Regions from separate parts of the Mus musculus genome. Here region 2 is linked to region 1. The links are chromatin contacts, found by Hi-C or POLR2A ChIA-PET in ENCODE. All regions are on one chromosome and are shown on one strand. The core of a region is the stretch at or near the end of the contact, and the rest is flanking DNA. Distances in the headings are between cores, read along the strand shown. Region 1 holds the start of Rrad (Ras-related associated with diabetes). Region 2 holds the start of Exoc3l (exocyst complex component 3-like).

Region 1 (4,329 bases), core at 771-3,270:
CAGCGAGCAGCTGAGGAGGTGCTTGTGTGTCTCATTTCCCCTAGCAGATCTGGTTCATTCTTCTCCTTTGTTTTAGGTAGGCCTTTGGGGGCCTGATGGACCAGCAACACCTCCCCCACCCTCCAACACCAAGTTTTCTTCCTGAACATTTTTAGCCACTGATGATCCCCAGGGACTCAAGCTGAGCCAAGACCAACTGGCCCACAGCCCAGCCAGGATCTCCCTCCCTTTCCTGACCCGATGCCTGCTTACCATCCACAGAGACCTCACGAGAGCGCACCAGGTCACTCTTGTTGCCCACGAGAATGATGGGCACGTCGTCTGTCTGCCGGGCCCGCCGCAGCTGGACCCGGAGTTCTGAGGCTTTCTCAAAGCTGCCCTTGTCCGTGATGGAGTACACGATGACGTATGCATCCCCCATGGCCATGCAGTGGCCAGGCAGCCAGCAGCCCCCATCCTGGAGGGGACACAAACACACACACAACCCTGTAATTACCAGCAAGACCCTTCTCCAGCTTTGCTTCCTCTTGTGTCCTGTGACCCGGCCTGCGTCCTACCTGTTCCCAAATGTCATAGACCAATAGTGACGCTTCTTCTCCATCCACAGTGATAGAACGGTCATATGTGTGCCCTAGAAAGGAAGCCAAGAAGCCAGTTATCAGTCGGCTGTCAACGTTCCCAGTGTCTGCCTTCTTCTCCTGACCACGCCTCCTGCTGCTTCTCCCAGTCCTCTGATAATTCTCCTCTGTTAGCAGATGGTTGCTATGCCCAAACAATATGACAAGCCCGGGAGTCAGGGACTGGAGGACACGACCTCCATCTCTTTGTCCCCAAACTAGAGAAGTACTGGGTGTCTAGGGATCCTGCTGCCTGGGTCAAGGGTGGGTGTGGTCATATTGGGTGAAGTTAGTATAGTGGCTGTCACAAACCCTGGAGACTTTGGCCACCTAACTTTCCTCTCCCAGAAATGTCCTCAGAATTTGTTCCTGCCAGCCCCGGTAGGCAGGAAAGTGCTGCTACGAGCCACAGGAAAAAAATCATATCTAGCACTCTACTCTTCTATTCTGGACACTTTTTTCCTATCAACGACTGGTACGTGGGTAGGAGAGAGGTGGAGGGGGTGGAGTGAGTAGGGAGTAAGTCTCCTTCAGTTTCTCCATCTTGGACGCGGAAATAACATAATTTCGAAAACGCCTTGAAATTTCATAGTATTTGCCACTTTTAGTCCAGCTCCACCGCCCCCCAACTGTCTTTATCTAAACAGCTCAGCTCTCTCACCTGCTGCTTCTGCTTCAGGTCCGTCTTCTATACCACCAAAGATGCGCGCCAGAGCGCTTTTGCCCACACCAGGCGCCCCGAGCAGCAGCACCTTGTAAACGCCCTCCTCTGACCCACTGCCTCCAGAACTGAGCGAGTCGGAGGAGCCTTCGGGCCAGTCCAGCCTCTGGCCCTGTGTCCGAGTTCCAGCGGCAGTCGTTGCCAGGGAGCCCGGGGCTAGCGCCGCCTGAAGGTCTCGCTCGTCCACCGGCATGCTCCTGCGGTGCAGTGGGGGTGCCGGGCCCCATGGGGTGCTGCCTCGACGGCGGTCGCGCTCCCGGCCCGCACCACGGCTCCCGCTTGCTCCGCTGCCACCATTCAGGGTCATCGTGTTGGACGCCGTCTGGGGAACGAAGAATTGGGATGGCAGCTCTATCGCGGGAGCAGGTAGGACTCTGGAGTCAAGAAAGATGCTCAGGATGAAGGAACCTACTGCCAACCAGGAGGTCTCTACGTCTTAACCAGTAACCCAGCTGGACCTGCATCCACATTCAGCCCCAGATGGTGTTGTCCACCCCGCTTAGTCAGGACACTCACCAACTCTCACACAGATGTTATCAGGACTTGATCAGCGCTGCGACACAGACCACTGGGGGATCTGATAGAACCCACTCGTAGACCCCTGTTCAGACTCAGACCCTTGTCGCTGTCACGACTGCAGTCTTTTTCTCCTCTGCTGCTTTCTCAGCCCCTCAGCTGGCGCTGGGTCGCTGTTCTAGGGCCTCCTATTTAAACCTCTACCAGTCAGACTTCCGCCCTTACCCCTACCCCCGCTCCCGCCCCCGCCCCCGCCCCCGCCCCCGCCCCCGCCCCTGTCCTCCCGGGCTGCTGCAAAGGCTGACGCATCCACTCGCCCTCGGGAATCCCCCACCTCCCTTCTAGGACCGCAAACCCGCCAGGGGCGGGGCAGGTAGCTGGAAGGAGGCTCGCGCGGGATGGGGGGTAGTTTAGAGGGGTGTTGGAGGGGAGGGATGGGGAGTGTGCGTTGAGGAGGGTGCACCAGTGTGTGTGTGTGTGTGTGTGTGTGTGTGTGTGTGTGTGTGCATTGATACAGAGGCTGCCAGTAGTGGGTAAAGTGGAGTGAACTACCACTCCATCTTTAAAGATGAATTTTCCCTTCTGCTCACTCCTGGCCTATTACCCAAGTCAGTAGACGTATTATGGACACGCTCAGAACCTATGAAGCCCGTTCCTCCAGGTATGGACCTAACCAGAATTTAGAGGGTCCTAAACTGGTATTTCTAGCTTCAACACTAAGTCCTTTCTATTCCTGTCTTTGTCCTGGGACCTAAAGAGTCTCCCAACGGGACTGCCCTTCAGGTTGAAGGTTGGTGTCATCCATGAATTCTTGGGGTCCCTTAGGAGGTTCAGGGGGTGATAGAGCCTGCTGGGTGCTTGTCTGCTGGAGAGAAACTACAGGGCCAGAAAAAGGAACACACAAACTCAAATCCCAACTCTAACTCTAAGCATGCGGAACAGCTGCCAGTAACTGCTAAAAATATCTAACCCTGGCCCTAGCCACTTTGTTTTTGGGCATGAGGTTGCCCAGAGTTGGGGAGATCCGGCCTAACAGTGGGGGACTCCAGAAAGAGCCAACCCCTTTATAGTCTTCAAGTTCTTCCTGCTCCTGAGCCCCACACTGGGCCTTTTGCTTGTAAACATCTCACCGAGGAGGGGCATAAATGTAGGGTATGGGGGAGGGGTAGCTTTCAGGAACTGGTCGCAGGGCCTCTGCTCTGTTTAAGACTCACTTTTGATCCATCCCCGTGTGCCAGACTCTTTTATAAATGGCAAAAATATACCCAGTACCACCACTGCTTCAGAGCTCCCCTTTCTCAGACACTGGTTTGAAAACAGGGATAGTATCTGAGGGAAGGAGAGGTGATTGGGTGGACTGGGTGTCTAGTCCCCTGTCTGCCTCTCTCCCAGCATTCAGGTACCCAGTCCTGAATTGGATATCGTGAACTGTTCCTTCCTTGCTAGTCTCTAGGGTGACGACTGTGTGTGTGTGTGTGTGTGTGTGTGTGTGTGTGTGTGTCTATGCCTGTGTACTGGCTGTGACGTATTTCGGGACAGGGACTTGCTCTTAGACGTTTGCAATGACTGTGGCGGGGGTGGAAGGGCACCCATTTGGGGCTCAGGTGACATCATACATAGATGGACCTTAGTGGGCTGTAGCAGGTTGCCATGGAGACTTGAGCCAGACTTTCTGGTACTGCATTAGTCTCCTTGGCAACACCTAAAAAGGCCTTGAATTGAGGAAACCAGCTAAGGGATAAGGTTAGGAGGTTTATGATGCAGGGTTCTCTTGTTCTCTCTCTCTCTCTCTCTCTCTCTCTCTCTCTCTCTCTCTCTCTCTCTCTCTCTCTCTGGTTTTTTGAGACAGGGTTTCTCTGTATAGCCCTGGCTGTCCTGGAACTCACTTTGTAGACCAGGCTGGCCTCGAACTCAGAAATCTATCTGCCTCTGCCTCCGGAGTGCTGGGATTAAAGGCTTGCGCCACCAAGTCTGGCGGTTCTCTTGTTCTTAAGGCCCTCAAATAAGCAAAAGCTGATCCAAGGCACCTGCTTATGTGTCCGTTCCATGAAGGAGGGATCATGGAGGCCTAGGAAGTCCCTGCTGGCTTTTGTTTCTTAGATAAGACTCAGTGGGAAGAGGGAGTCAGGGGCTTCTGCTTCTCCTGACCGGTCAGAAGCTTCTAGAGTCAGCCCTCTGCTTCCCAGCAGGAACCCAAGTTGGCCGTTCATGACACAAACACCCCAAGGCCACACATACAGTGTGGCTGGAAAGAACCTTGAGGTGTCCAGGAGAGTGCCTGGCAGAATACAGCTAGAGGATAGCTGTAGACCTTCCCAGAAGGGGCCACACAGGGAAACTGGGCTGACTTTCCCCTCTGGTAATTTGAGCTTTTGACTGCAACAGTGTATCTTCTTTGCCGAGGCAACGCCATCCACACAGAGCCACTCAGACCCCAAGCATTCCTTGGCTACGCCAACAGGCCCTGCGATGATC
Region 2 (4,329 bases), core at 783-3,282, 660 kb after region 1:
GGTGGGTGGCCGACTGGAGAGATGGATGGCTCAGTGGTTATGAGCACTGGCTATGATTCCCAACACCCATGTGGCAGCTCACAATTGTAACTCTAGTTCCAGGCCATCATAGTCCTCTTCTGACCCCTGCATGTACCAGGCACTCAAACACTCACTTACAGTAATCTTTAAAAACAATGTTACAGGGCTGGAGAGATGGCCCCGTCGTTAAGAGCACTGACTGTTCTGCCAGAGGTCCTGAGTTCAATCCCTAGCAACCACATGATGGCTCACAGCCATCTGTAATGGGATCCGATGCACTTTTCTAGTGTATCTGAAGACAGCTGCAGTGTGCTCGTATAAATAAAAAATAAATAAATCTTAAAAAAATGTTACAGGCAGACAAAATAAATGGAAGGCCATGCTGGTTGCTATTTGCCAATCTTGTTATGAAATACTTACAAACATAACTACATATGTATTGTTATGTATGTGTGTGTACATTGATGTATATATGTATGGATGCAGGTATGTATTGTACTTTGTATATATGTGTTATTTGGGGTGATGCCTGAGATTGAATTTAGGGCCTTGCACATACTAAACACATGCTCTACCAGAGCTACAGCCAACGTTCTTTCAGTAAGTAAACTACTGTGGCTATAGCCACTTCATGGAATTCCCGTGCTGACTTTAACATCCCAAGCCTGAGAAGCCCAGGATGAGGCGACTGCGCCTATTTCTCACACTCTTTGAAGCTGGGATTATTCTCTGGGATGTCCCTGGTGTCTCTCTCCATGTAATCCCTTTCCTAGTGCCCCAGCTGCTGATCAGAATGGGATTTGTGGATTCTTAGAAGCTAAAGTCCAGGGCTCTCCACCTCCGCTTTCCCCGCCCCCACTCACCTGCTTGTAGCCTTGGCAACAACCGAGTCAGGATCTGAAGTTGTTTGTGCTGGACAACACATTCCCTCAGGGGTTCCAGGGTTTGTGAGGTCCGAGACAAACCCTTTAGTAAGTGATGGGCCTGGCTCAAAGCTTCACGAGTTCCCTGCACAGCCTCGAGGGCTCGGGTCAGCTGCCACACACCAGTCTGCACACCTTCCAGGTAGGACTGCACCACTGACTGTGGAGAGAGGTAGCCGCTCCTAAGGCCTGGCCAGCCCTCCAGCCCAGTCTAACACTCCTGCTCCTCACCCACCTTAATTCTTGCTTCCAGGGAATAGTTACGCTGTATTTCACGGCTTCGGTACTGGCCCAGCCTGGTCAGCTGCTCTGGCCGGTAGAAGATGCCTGAAGCCCACTTGAGTGCTGCACCCCGAGCCAGCTGTTCGGCCCTCTCCTGCTCTGGCCACTCAGGCCTTGGGCAGGAAGATCCTGGGGTTGGTTGTGTCAGTCAGGGAGGGCCTGTGGCTAACGCACCTGCTGCTCTTCTGTTTCCTCGGGACAGCCCCACTCTTGGCAATCCTATAGAGCTCTAGCTAGACCTGACGGGAAAACCCAACCCCACTAATTCCCATTTGTCTTGACATCATCCTTCCCCAAGCCCAGCCAACGAGGCTCATACCAGGACGAAGTGTGGGCTGTATCTTGCTGTCCATAGTTTGCCTAGAGCTGCTGCCGATGTGGTAGGAGTGGGAGCGAGTGCCTGGAGGAGATCAGGCAGAGCGGATGTTCCTTGGGCTCCGCTGAGAAAGAGGAGCAGGGTCCTTGCCTACCCCCTTCAGGAAGTAAGAAGGGGATACCTGGGAGGCCTCAGTCCTCTGGCTTGGACTATGCAAATAGGCAAAACTGTAAGTCCCCTTTCCTGCTCTGTAACGCCCAGGATAGTTTGGTACAGAACTTACCAGATCTGACCGGTGTCCAGTTCTCCCTCCTCTGCAAGTGGCCTTGGCCTTGAGAGTAGCCTTCTCGCTCCTGCAGAGCTGGGCACACCCTCACTGCTCACGGGACCGGAGGGACTCCAGCTCCTTTGGCACCAGCAGCCAAATTCCTCTCCCCAAGGAAGCCTCTCTCCCACTTCACGGCCCAGAAACCCCTACTTCTCCCCCAAGGCCCCTCCTTCAAAGCAGAAAGGAAGGAAGTTGAGTCTCTGGCACTTTATTCCCAACAGGAAAAGCATCTGCATTGAGGTGGGGAGCGCTGGGCGCCATTTCCTGTTGGGTGGGGGCAGCTGTGGACTCCCCCGGTGAGCACCAAGTCTTGATCAGCCCACCTTAGACTTCTAAATACTCCGGAAACACATATGCATATTTAAAGCTGATTTGGCCTCAAGCTGGTTTGAAGGATGACCCCCTATGTGGTAGAGCCTCAGCAAACCGCAGTCGAGTCTGAGAACCACAGATGGTATATGCCTTGGTAGGGGAAAGATCACATGTGGTGAGGCAAAAGAATAGTGAGAGATGGCAGTTAGGGATCCAAAAAGCTACATTGTTCCTGTAAGTGATGGGGAGCTAGGGAGGACACTAGATATAATGGAGCACCACCCAAATCCACCCATCATAATAGACCCTCACTTCCTACTGTCAGAAGGGTTGACAGCTAAGACCTCAGGAAGACTACCCCAACTTCAGGCTCCATTATAACTAGAGCTTCCGAAGTCTGCTTTCTCACAAGTGTGAATCATCAATCAATTTGGGGAAGGCAATTTGTGTCCTAGAGGGACTGACCGTCATAAAGACATAACCATAAGTGATAACACTGTTAAAAATAAATAAGACTTGCAAGCTGGTAAGATGGCTCAGAGGCTCAGAGCACTTGCTCCTCTTGCAGAGGACAGGGCTTCAGTTCCCAGCACCTACACGGCAGCTAATAATAACTGCCTGTTAACTCTAGCTCCCAGAGATCTGACACCCTCTTCTAAACCTCCTTGAGCACCTGCACACATGTGGACAAACATAAACACATACACACACAATAATAATAATGATGATGATGATAATAATAATATAAACCTTTAAAAACTGCAAAAATAAATGAGACTTGCAAACACACAGTTCTTCCCATGTGTCAGAAAATGCCTTAAAGGCTTTGCTTATATTCACACGCAGGCAAACACCTTTGCATGGACTAAGTAGTGGTTGGAAATAAGACTCCTGGCCACTGTGAACTGTATGTAGCATGGAGGCCAGCGAAAAATGATGCTGGAACGAAATAAGAGATAGAAGTATGCAAGCTATTTATTGTTAGTGCTTGCTGTTTTGGCAGGAAGTAACAGGAACAGCAGGAATTATCTCTGAACATCAGGGAAGCCTTTAGAATAAGTTTTAAGCAAATAGGCTAAGCTTGTGGCTTATGGCTTCCCTTCCCTGGATGGAATGTTCAGGCAGTTAGTAGTCTAGAAGCAGCTTAGCAAGGAAGAGTCGGGTGGTTCTCGCTTCTCAACTGCCGGTACTGCTCACTAACTTCTTCCATTTCCTACCATACAATTTTTTCAGGTTTCCTAGCTGCCCTAAGGAGTTGTTTTGGTTTCCTTTGCTAATGATACATTTGCCGACGGTCCCCCGGAGTTTTGCGTCCGGATCAGCAGACGGGAGTTGCACCAGATACCCTGGGAAGGCGCGAGACGGAAGCGGAAGCAGCCTTGATAGCTCCGGTGGCCCGGCGACTAGGAACGGAAGCGGAAGTGGCGCCGCCGCCGGCCTCGCCTGGCCTGGCTGAGGGGAGGCGGCGGGCGGGCGCGATGGCGGAGGCCGGGCCACAGGCGCCGCCGCCCCCGGGGACTCCAAGCCGGCACGAGAAGAGTCTGGGACTTCTCACCACCAAGTTCGTGTCGCTCTTGCAGGAAGCCAAGGACGGCGTGCTTGACCTCAAGCTGGTGCGCTCCGGGCCGAGGGGGCGACTGGGGAGATGGGGGCACCAGGCCTGGACCGGGAGCGGGAAGCCAGCGGGGCGGCCCCACTGAGTCCTCCGGCCGCCATCCGTGTGCTTTCTCACCCTGATGAGAGAGGCGGGAGGTTGTTTCCATTCACCGAAGCCATTAAGCCTCAGCTCTGTCTGGGTCCCGGCTGCAGGTGCAGGCCCTCGTGGCCCTTGGCGACTAGGACAGGGAGCCGAGCATCAGAACACAGCTAAGCCAAGACTCTTCCCGACACACTCGCGGAGTGATTGGAAGGAACGCCAGGGTTGGGACATAAGACTACCTCCCATTCCAGACTAAACATCTCAGGGTGCACACTTTTTAAGAGTGGGGCTCCATTCTCCATTCTGTTCTACCTGCCAGGCAGCCGACACTCTTGCTGTGCGCCAGAAACGGCGGATCTACGACATCACCAACGTGCTGGAAGGCATCGGTCTGATCGAGAAGAAATCCAAGAACAGCATCCAGTGGAAGTGAGTGTGGGCTGTTTGG

Evidence for each region. Hi-C counts contacts between places; a loop is a spot of excess contacts on that map. ChIA-PET counts read pairs that join two places held with the same protein, here RNA polymerase II (POLR2A).
Region 2: a loop to region 1 is called in a map of Patski, with 2.7 times the contacts of the local background. The contact joins the promoter of Exoc3l here to the promoter of Rrad in region 1. A Hi-C loop is called at or near these places in 3 of 37 maps with a recorded cell type or tissue (Patski and left cerebral cortex). POLR2A ChIA-PET finds 5 or more read pairs at or near these places in 2 of 5 experiments (Patski and embryonic stem cell).

The regions. Positions count from the first base shown.
Region 1 is chr8:104,629,269-104,633,597 of GRCm38, forward strand. It overlaps Rrad (Ras-related associated with diabetes), which reads right to left and starts at 2,021. Exons shown (of 5, transcript NM_019662.3): 1 at 1,855-2,021; 2 at 1,279-1,712; 3 at 558-631; 4 at 253-457. The coding sequence starts at 1,645. Gm51588 (a long non-coding RNA gene) reads left to right here. Exons shown (of 2, transcript XR_003947593.1): 2 at 77-921. Gm33023 (a long non-coding RNA gene) reads left to right here and starts at 2,134. Exons shown (of 3, transcript XR_879143.3): 1 at 2,134-2,227.
Region 2 is chr8:105,294,081-105,298,409 of GRCm38, forward strand. Exoc3l (exocyst complex component 3-like) reads right to left here and starts at 2,033. Exons shown (of 14, transcript NM_177788.5): 1 at 1,826-2,033; 2 at 1,546-1,626; 3 at 1,180-1,355; 4 at 885-1,104. The coding sequence starts at 1,579. E2f4 (E2F transcription factor 4) reads left to right here and starts at 3,583. Exons shown (of 10, transcript NM_148952.1): 1 at 3,583-3,795; 2 at 4,201-4,310. The coding sequence starts at 3,661.